Linked DNA regions of Mus musculus: region 1 is linked to region 2. Evidence: chromatin loops called from intact Hi-C (ENCODE). Cell type or tissue: gastrocnemius. All regions are shown on one strand. Each heading gives the region's core, and the rest is flanking DNA. Links, peaks and the distances in the headings are about the cores only.

Region 1 (5,379 bases), core at 315-5,314, 96 kb before region 2:
TGGATTTCCACAGTCAGCTGAGTACCTGCAAAGGGGGAGGTGACATTCTTAGCCAAATGCTGCTAGGAAGGGCACTCCGTCTTGTGACAGATGTTCAAATGGCAGAACGTGCTTCATCTTAGATCTTTCTGTTGAATATGCAGATAATTCATGTTTTCCAGACTAACCCAAACAACAAACACAAGCGCTCTCTCTACCCCATCTAACCATGGGGGTGGAATGCATGGGGAAACCCATCTGCAGACCCTGGAAATTCAGTGATAGAAAAGAACAGGGTTGGGAGTGGCAACGACCGGGTTGTGAGACAGGACCGCATCGGTCTACCCTTCTTCTCATTCTGGCAACACCTCAGGCAAAGGCATCCCTACGCAGAGGTGCATGGATGTAAAAGAGTACTCAAGGAAAAAAAAAATCATTTTCTACTTGAAGGGTGAGAATGGGAACCCCTAATTGTCTCAGGGACATCTTCTGCTGTGTTTTTTTTTTTTTTTCTTTATTCTATATTTTCCTGATTCAGCCCAGAAGCAAGAATGTGGGTAGCTGTGAGGTTAGTAGCCAGGCACAAGTGGCATGTGTATTTTTCTCTCCCTGTCTCCTTTCCCTCCCTCCCTCCCTCCCTCCACCCTCCCTCCCTTCCTCCCTCGCTCCATCCCTCCCTCCACCATCTCTCTCCTTCCCTCTCTTTCCCTCTCCTCTCTTCTCCCTCCCTCTATCCTCCCTTCCTCCCTCCTTCATCTCTCCTGCTGATTGTCCCCAGACACAGTTATAAAAAGTACCCAACAGAGTGAAAAGACAAAGTTTCAACCTTTTTTTTTTGGCCAGAGGAACAGGAAATGGCTGACGAAATGTAATTCCCTAAAGTTGCAAATGAGTTCCCATGGTCACCACACGTCTCACCCCATGCACTTTATACCACAGTCTGACTACCAAACTCTAGGGGAAAAACCATGTCTTCCTTCTGAACTGGCCACTTCCTGGTGCACGCAAGCAGATGGGCCCCGCAAAGGCCACCACTCAGAACTGCTCAGCAGAGTACCTGGGAAGATCTCAGTTGGAGAAGAAAAGATGCCAACCATGACAACCCACATTTAACCCAAAGGTGATAAAATGGCACATTAGCCATGCTCCAAAACGAAAGGCCAGCCATTTCAGAATAAAGCAAAAGATACAAAACACAGCGAAGAAACAGAAGATGGAAGAACAAAGTGGAGATGTTAACCCTGAAATGGAAGATGGGCTACAATGTTTTCTATGACAAAGGAAAGAGCCTGAGAACATGAGAACAGCGGCCGGGATCCAATCTGGACAATGGGAAAAGCCAGCAATGCTTCAGAGACCACAGGACCACATTTAGAAGTCCACTGTTCATGTCTCCGGCAACCATGTGTGCAGAAAAGTAGCTGAAGAAATAACAAACTACTCAAATTTGAGAAAAGACATACATGAATGGACTCAAGTTTAGTGTGTGCCAACCATGATAAATAAAAGAAGATCCAGGTCCAGACATGACATAATTACAACACTGAGATACAATGTCCCTGAATACGCTCTGGATAAGTGATATATTATATATAAGGTGGCTACATATTTCTCATCAGAAACTAGGACAGAAAGATGTGGAATCTTTAAGATTCTGAAAGGGATTAACTGACTCTATCCAATAAAAATTCCACATGAGAATGAAATAAAAACATTTTTTCAGGTACAGTGAGACCAAGACAATTTGCTCATTAACATATCCACTCAAGAAAGGAAAATACCAGAGATAGAGAAATATAACATAATAGTATAATATAATAGTGAAGAAACGTCAGCTTATCAAGGAGATGTGACAATGTCAAATACGTAGTCACCTGAACACAAAGATTTAAAATATCTGAAATAAAACTCACAGAATTATAGAGAGGAATAGACAAATATACATTATAGTCAGAGATATCAGCTCTCTTCTTTCAGAGATTGAAGGGATTAATTTAAAAAAATCAGCAACTGCGGAGAAGCATTAAATAGTGCTGTCAGCTGCCGTGGCTTCTGCGGTGCTGTAGAGAATGTCCCCCAGTCCTGGAAGGCAGTGGAACACACATTTACGTCACGTGTTCAGAGTACTCACTACAACTTGCTGTGTGCATCGGATACTCCGCACTCCCCAGGTGCTTGCTGTGATAAACCATGATGTGGTGAACATCAGGATAAAGAAGACATCTCTAACACTTTTCCAATCAATTCCTGAGAGTGAATTCCTAAACACTGATGGAAAGGAATGAGGGTTTTGGAAGGCTTTTGTAATACTGGCCGACTTTCCCACACATCCTTCTGTTGGTTTCTGATTCCACCAATGGGGTCAGAGGTGGAGAATGCCCTTTTTACTCATTCTTGCCCTGGTTGATTGCCTACACTTCATCTTCTTCCCAACGAGAGGTGTTTTGTTTCACCCCTTGAATGTAGGCTGGCCTCACAAGTTAGTATGGCTGATTAGCATGGGGTAGAACTTGTGTTATCATTCAGTGTCTGAGTTTAGCCCTGGAGAGACTTTGCAACGCTCGCTCCCACTCTTGGCATCCCTGCCACAGTGCTGTGCTGTGTGTGCACCAGACTAAGGGTGAGAGACCGCAGGGAGCAGCGCAGGGCTGCTCAGGTGAGGCTATCTGAAACCCTCTGGTCTCCAGCCAGCCCACCAGCTGACAGCCAGCACTAGCTCAGCCAAGAGCTGAGATCAGCCGGCTATGGCGTGGACAGTGACCGTCCAGCAGATCTGCAGGCTTGGAAGCTCACGATGGCATTAGGAGCTGAGTCCCGTGGTGGTGGATAACACAAACATGCCTGCTAAGCTTACTGGCACCTGCCTTCATAAACCCTTTACATTTTTATTAATGAAGGGTCCCTTATTGTTTTATGTATTTAAAAACATTTTAGTGTAGATTTAAAATTTCTTATTTGCTCTTTAAATTGTTTTGAGTGCTGATTGTTATTATTATTTACTGATTTATTATGTTTCCTTTGTTTTGTAAGAATGAGTTCCTTTTTATTAATCCTTTGTTAAAATATACTGCAATTATTTTCTTTTGGAAAACCATTATTGATTTTCTTATACGCTTTTAAAACTTGTTTTGCATGCTAACGAGACTGGAGATACAATGTGTGTTCCCCAGACCAAAAGGCTTAGCAAACATTTTAAATATTTAATTAACTAATAAATTAGTTAATGTGTGTGTGTGTGTGTGGGGGGTATATATGTATTGTTCACATGCAATAAATAAGGTGATCTCTATCACTCTCCGCCTATTTCTTTGAGGCAGAGTCTCTCCCTGAACCCGAGGCTTGTGTTTCAGCTAGGCTGGAAACCAGCAAGTCCAAGAGCCTCCAATCTCTGACAGCCTCTGAGCTGGGTTAAAGGCATGTCAGAGGATGCCTGCCCTGTCATGTGGGTGCTGAGGTTCGAACTCTAGTCTTCACGATTGTGGAGCAAATGCTCTTAAAACTGAGCTATCTCTGTAGCCCAGCATTCACCTGTAAAGTGTAGAATCTAGCACATTCACTGCCCATGACACCAGCCCTGTGATCCTGGGATGAAGATGCCGAGGATTTCAGAATTCAGGGTGTGAGTCCATTCTTGTCAGAAGATTGGGTGCCACCCTCATCCGAAGCATATTCCCTTTGCGGCCCTGGTTAACTTGGCCTCTTTGTTTTCTTGTGCAACTCTTTCTGAGGTGTTCTCCAAAGTGGTGTGTGGCCACAAGATGCTTTTTGAAAGATGAACTGTGAGAGGCTCCCCTGCACGCTCTCTCTATTGTGGGTTGCAACCCGCAATGCTTTCAGTCCCGCAGCAAAGGGGTCTATCCGACCCAGGAGTCTGTCTGACCCAGTGCAGCTGTTGTTTGGAGATTACTGGGCTGAACCAACTGTAGCCTTAAAGGAGCTGCGAAGGTGAACAGCTCGTGGGCCTAGGGTCCAACAGTAAGCATCTCCCTCGCACTTCTCCTAGCTTATGTACATCTAGCTGCCCTCCTCCAACCATGTTTCTTGTGAAGAGTGGTGGGGCTGGGAAACAAACCACAGTTGTGACCCTTCTGGGGTTAACGGGGAGGTGGCCTCATGTTTAGAGGGGCTGTCGCTCACCAGCTCTCCCTGACATCATTTGAACCCCCTCTTCTCCCTGCAATTTTTCACTTTATCTCCTTGCCCAGGACCAACTGTCCCTAGGCTGTGCTGCTGTTTTTATTCTCAACGCTGTCAAACTCTCACCCTGATTATGGAGTTTTGCATTCCTCCAGAGACTGAAGAGACCATCTGTGAGACTTCTCTGCCCCCTAGGAATGGCCTGCCGTCATCACCCTGTGTCAAGATGGTTAGCATTCACTAGAGAGGCAGACAGCGTACCCACCTCACTTTTAGATCTAATAAAACTGAGATTTTAGTAAAAATATTAACCTGACCTATCTCTCAACACGAAGAATCTCAGGCAAAATTCAAGTCAGAGCTAAATCCCAAGCAGCTGCCAATCACACCAACCTTGACCGTCAAGGATAAGAGACCCTTTCTGGGACTTTGGGTGTCCTGCCTGGCCTCTCTCATAGTACCCTTCCCCAGCAATTCATTTGCTGAATAAGACTTCTGAAACTGCAGCCTTGGCCATTTAGGGATATTTCTTGCTACCCCTATGAGGTGGCTTTCAGGCTGGACATTTTCTAAACCCTGCTGACTTTTCTCCCTTTCTCTCTCAAAATTTGAGATGCATAGAGCATCCCGAGTCTGTGTGGGCACTGTTCTAGGCTGGCCTTTTACCCAGTCAGGTGACATCTCCCACACGACAGCTCTCCTAATGGCTCCAGGTTTCAGTCGGTATTTGTCTAACGGCTCAATTGACTCAGAATATCTAACGTGGGCACGGCAAGTGGGTTTTGTGTTGTTCATTAACTCTGACTGATTGGAAGTGGCTGCCAGGTGCATTGATCAATTAACAAAGACCGCCAGGCAAGCATGTGTGCATGGTGTGTATGCATGCATGGGGGTGGTGACAGGGGTGCATGCGGAGGAGTCCCAGGATTTATGCAAGATACTCAGCACCATTGACTTAAGAGTCTCTGTACATGCTGATCCATTTACAACCTGGGCATACTTTTCCATAACACTTAAAGTCGGAAAAATCTTAGTTAAACATTCGTCATCTTAAAAGCACTCTCAAATGAACCATGGCTGGCTAGATCTTAAAAGATGCGTGCTCTATGCTTCCAGGATGTAGTAGTCGGGAAGCAGTCAGCTCCAAAAGCTGGGGACACGCATGATGGGTGGTGTCATTTCAGAACTGTCTCCTTAGCCGCCACCCTGAGGGTCAGAAGCCATCGTGCCTCCTTGTGGTGACTACTCTCCTGTCACCCAAAC
Region 2 (5,379 bases), core at 249-5,248:
TTTCTGATGTTTCAAAACAAGATTATTTTGGGAGTGCATCTATTTTAATTCGAGAGATTCTTCTGGAAACACGTTTCAGGGCTAGAGAGCCTGTCTCCTTCTTGTTCTCCCCTGACTTTTTCCACGGAAAGGCTGAGCTCCGGTTTCACACACCTCGTGCCGGCCTCGAGCCTTTCAAAACCCTTCCGGGCACCACCTGGCCACGGTGCACATTAGCGAAGGTCTCAGCATTTTAATCCCCCAGAATCCTCTTTGTTTACCACTTGACAGCTGCTTTCATTTTGGAACAAAGCTCTCTATAGCTTGCAGCTTGACATAGATGCACGTGTGTGTGTGTGTGTGTGTGTGTGTGTGTGTGTGTGTGTGTGTGTGTGTATACATGCAGCCAGAATATACCCTGATATTATTGGGTGAAGGCTGCACTACCCCCCCCGACTGCCCACCCCCCAACACACACACACCCGGCCCCGATTCCCCACCCTCTTTCCCTCTCCTATTCTCATAAACCCAGGCCAGGATTTACTGAAGCACTGGCAGAGTTAAAGCTTGACCCGAATGCAAACACTGGTTAATAAAGGACGATGGTATTTCTTCACTCACAGGACAGAGAGCTTGTCCACATCCGCAAACTGGCTACCAAGCCAGATGCTGAAGTCAGGCAGGCGGCTCAGATTCCTGCAGCTCCTATTGCTCGCACTGGGATTAGCACAGAGACCGGCCTGCCGAAGCAGCGGGGCTGGAGTGGCCTTCTCCTCTTCCAGCCTGGCTGCGGTTATGTCTTTGCAAGCACTTGCTTTTTAAAAACTACTCTTGCTGTCTTGCAGACATGCCTTGCTCCCATCTCTCCCTCCCTGCCCCTCTGTTTTTCTGCTCTGCCTGCAGGCAGTTTGCATTTGCGAAACAGCCTTCTACTGAGCTTTGAAAAGAAGAAAAAAGAAAGGCATTGCCACCATCTTGGCAATCCCCGGGAAGCAGTAGGAGGGGTAGAAGGATCTGCAGCCCCAGGACGACAAAGGAATCCCACTGAGTGAGAGAGAGGAAGAGAGAAACCTCCTTTCCACCCTCAACAGGAGCTGCGAGCTACCCTGTAATGAAGACGAATTAAGATTTAACAGTGTTAATGCTGTTGAATTATGGGTTTGATTAAAGTGGCCGATCATTTAGCAAACACGGGCTCATTGTTTATGAGCTCCACAAATGCAAACTGACTGTTCTCTCCCTTGGATCTGGGTGACATTGACAAGGCCTTGGCCATTCAATGTCCCAAGTACATGGCTGCAATATTTTACGACTGAGCCGGGGAGTGCATGCTGGTGGGCCAAAAAAAAGGGCAAAACCACATTTTAGATCGACAAAGATGGAATGAAACTCGAAGGCGTGATGAAGGGGAGGGAGCGCTCGGAGAAGCTATAAAGAAGCCTGCCATTGTGGTGTTAAGGGGAGTTTCTTGCTCAGGAAACAGTCAGTGAGCCTTGACTGTCCCTTAAGTGCTATGGGGGTCTAAGAGTTTTCTAAACTATTTTAGCAACAAAGCAAAACAAAACCCAAACCCAAAGACAAATAGTTATCTGTATGTGTGTGGTAAAGAAGAAACAGGTTAAAAAAAAAAAAAAAAACAAAAAACAAAACAAGATTAGGAGCCAGGCCTGGTGGTGCAGGCCTGTAATCTTAGCTACAAGGGATGCAGAAAGGTAGAGAGGACATCTGACCCGGTTACACAGGGAGTTCCAGGTCAGGCTGGGCAACTTGGCAAGACTCTGTGACATAGTAAAATGTCTACAAAGGGTTGGGATTCTAGCTTAAAAGGAACAGGCTCGCCTCCCATGTGCAGAGCCTCCACTGAATTGCTGCCACCCCCACCATGACGAAGCCACAGTTGGATAGCTAGTGGTTAGAACTGTCAAAGTTGGGCCACAGAGGTTGCTTTCTGTTGTGCATGTTGGAAACAGACAAATGCATAATTACATTTCTAGGGGAGAGAGAGAGAGAGAGAGAGAGAGAGAGAGAGAGAGAGAACCACATTTCGTAAGACTCAAAAACATCTTGAACCCTTTTCAAGTAATTAAGCGAAAACAATTAGATTTTCAGTCCCCCTCCCCTCCTTAAAAAATGAGCCAGCCATCTATACATTATTAGGTAATTATTATTGGGTGTCACATGATATTTAAAATATGTACATGTGGCTGCATGTTTAAATGTGTCTCCTCAAACACCCATCATTTCTTTGTGGTAAAAACAGCAACAAAACATTCAAAATCCTTTTCCCTGGGCTTTTTGAACACACAGTAGGTATTTTCTGTCTAAAGTGACCACAAAACACCAGAACTCTATCTCTCCTATGTTACTACAAGTTGCTGCCTGTTGAGGGGCCTCTCCCCCTATCTCCCCCTCTTCTTCTAGTCTCTGGTGATTACCATTCTCTCTTCAGTTGGAATGAGGTCCACTAGTCTGGGTGGTACTCATGAGCAGGATCACGCCACTCTTGTCTTCCTGGGTCTGGTTTATTGGGTCCTGTTATTTTCTCAGTCAAGGAATGAAGACCAGAAGTTTCTATAAGGAAGTGTTGGTCCCTAGGTCCTCTGGTCAGTTGCTAATAAGAGTGCAGACTGGGACAATGTTTTGGAAGGCAAATTAGCAGTGTGATTTCAACAAGCCAGAGTTTTTTTCCTATCCCAGGAGCCAATGATTCCACATCTAGGAATTTTGCCTAAGAAAACCGGTGAAGATAGGCTCGGCCATTGGTGATTTATGTGGGCTATGACTTTGCTGACACTATTTCAAGAACTGAGCCACTGGAGATGACTCAAAATGCCAACCAAAGGCTACCAGTTATGTAACATTCAGATAATTACTGTGTCCATTCCATAGTCATCTGTCAAGATCCCTCCATATGCCAGACCGAGGGGACATAGAGAAGCTTCAGACAATGTCCCAAACCCCAAGGAGCTGGCAGGGTGTGGGGACATGGACAGATCACAGGTGGCAAAGGCTATTTATACGATGGCCTATAATGCAGAGGTTAAAAACAGCAGCTGTAAGGGGTGGCTTTGCTTTGGGGTGTGTATAGAGTAGAGCATTGGGCATATATATTACCATCTATAAATCGAATATGCAGAACCATGAGTGATTAACAAACAAAATGAAAAATATGCATAGCCATCTTTGATTGATGGGCTAACAAGTGACCATGGTCTCTTGAGGGTTTCTCTCTTACTCTGAAATTTTCTCTAATCAAAAAACATAATTTTATAATTAGAAAAGATAACCATAAAAAGAGAACTAGGTTTCATTTAATCAGTGCTTATTGTAAATTTCATGGACACTTGTTATTACTGATGCCCACATCAACACACACAACACACATACTGTACACACAGGCTTCTTATTTATCTCACAACAGTATAAGAAAGACTACAGTTTTAATTTTATATTATTATCGTTGTTGTTGTATGTATTTGTGTGTGTGTGTGTGTGTGTGTGTGTGTGTGTGTGTTTTGAGACAGTGTTTTTCTTTGCTGCCCTGGCTGTCCAGACTGGTCTTAAACTCAGAAATCCTCTTGCCTCTTGCCTCTTGCCTCCTAATGTATTCTTTAAATTTGAGATAGGGTCTCTCTCTCTCTCTCTCTCTGGAGTCTGGCTGGTCTGGAACTCACAGAGAAAGACCAGGATGACCTTGAACTCACAGAGATCTGCTTGCTTCTACCTCTGGTATGATCGGCACCATGCCTGGCTTCATATTTACTTTGAAAAAATGTTTAGCTTTTAATTTTTATTATTTTAAGAAGTCACAGCTTCAAGTGGTCCTGAAATTCAACCAATCTAAAATGGTGCAAGATGAAAAGTCCTGTCTCCACCTCTGCCCTGACCCGCTGTGCTCATCCACCATCTCTGTGCGTCCTCACACAAGACTTAGTCCCTGTCACTTTAAGATAAATGACCAAAATATAGTCTTACAGTTCTTTCTTGTGTGTGCCAAAAGCAAGACCTTACTCTTACTGCTTAACATCTTTTTTTTTCTCACCAAAATATCCACTGTTCCTTAGAATTGTGTGGGTCAAAGTGCCTGCTCATTTTTGATACCCACTGCATATTCTACTCCATACAGGTTCCATGATTTAATTCTATTGCAGATGCGCTTGCAATGTGTTTTGTTTTTTGTTTTTTGTTTTTTTAATTCTGTGAATCTATTGTGTTCTAAAAAGATAAGGTCTGCCTCAAATATGTACCTGGAAAAATTTCCCACAGTAGTCGACTTGACTCCCACTAGATAGAATCCTCATCCCGTTTTACAAAACGAAGGAAAGAAATCTCAGAGAAATTCCGAGCTGGCCGGTGCCCCACAGCTCGTGAAGAATAGATCTAGATCTCAAAGCTGAGCGAGACAGGGGCCCGACCATTCTTTTTCCATCAGGGTTGGAGGGGAAGGGTAAGCATCCCAGACTTAATGAAGCAGGAACAAAAGAACTTAGGGCTTGCTCCACACGGGGGAATTGTTAGCTTGTTAAAATTAATCTGAGATTGAAGAGGAAGCAATGAAGACCTCTGGATAATTGTGAGCAGGAAAACTCGTGGCTGAGGATTAGTGAGGGGTTGGGATAATCGAAGACCCAGGGGACCTCAGCGGAGATCTACATCCGTGGGCGGCAGGAATTTGAAGCAGTTAGCAGTTTTTTTGGTTTTTTTTTTTGTTTGTTTGTTTGTTTGTTTTTTGTTTTTTGTTTTTTTTCTTGGCTAAAGGAAAAGGCAGTGCCTCCCCGTGATCCTTCTCTGGGAGTTTTTCTAGTCTAGTCCAGCTTGTGAGGTCTCACCTTGGTAGACCGTTTGGTAAGGTGGGGATGGGTTGCATTGGCGTCGCCAGCAAGGGTTTGGGGGCGTGTTGGGGTGTTGGTTCTGTTAGCCTGTAAGCCATACTGCAGTACACTCTGGTTCTCTTCAACAAACTCGAAGAAAGGAGTCCTTTAGATGAAGTTGGAGATGCAGAGTGTGTGTCCAGGTGAAGCCTGTATGCCAGCACCTCGGGTTCGCTTAGCCGAGAGGTCAGGAGCTTAGAGGATCCCACCCCTTCCCACCATAATGGTTGTGTGAGGCTGACCCACCAGACAGGGTTAGCAGACAATGTATGGACACTCAGTCACACCTGAGGCTTATGTAAGCAACATGAGACTTTAGCGTATCATGCAATGTTTTGATTTGCTAAACAAGGCTACCAGAGGGGCTGGGATCAGGCATCCTTGCCAGCAGGAATTCTTTTACTGTAACTATTTATTCATCACAGGTGGAAGTACTTCAGGAAGAGAGAGGTGGGTCCTGACGGCTCCTGACCACCCCATTATACGGTTGTAGGTGTCTCCCTAGTTATAATAACATAATTCCTACATA

What was found. Peaks named below come from ENCODE experiments on the same cell type or tissue, not always from the same donor. Only the 100,000 strongest peaks of a DNase experiment are listed, where the experiment ranks them.
Region 1: a loop joins it to region 2, with 3.0 times the contacts of the local background. A loop is called at or near these places in 2 of 42 quality-filtered maps.

What each region holds. Positions count from the first base shown.
Region 1 is chr9:102,515,935-102,521,313 of GRCm38, reverse strand. It overlaps Ky (kyphoscoliosis peptidase), which reads right to left. Exons shown (of 11, transcript NM_024291.3): 4 at 1-25. Among named protein-coding and RNA genes, the nearest start is that of Ky, 12 kb to the right of the region's middle. In gastrocnemius, for the core only: no CTCF peak of the experiment used is centred there; a DNase peak (open chromatin) is centred at 2,683; H3K4me3 peaks cover 657 bases; H3K27ac peaks cover 4,911 bases.
Region 2 is chr9:102,419,446-102,424,824 of GRCm38, reverse strand. No RefSeq gene overlaps it. Among named protein-coding and RNA genes, the nearest start is that of Ephb1, 67 kb to the right of the region's middle. In gastrocnemius, for the core only: no CTCF peak of the experiment used is centred there; no DNase peak of the experiment used is centred there; H3K4me3 peaks cover 929 bases; H3K27ac peaks cover 3,067 bases.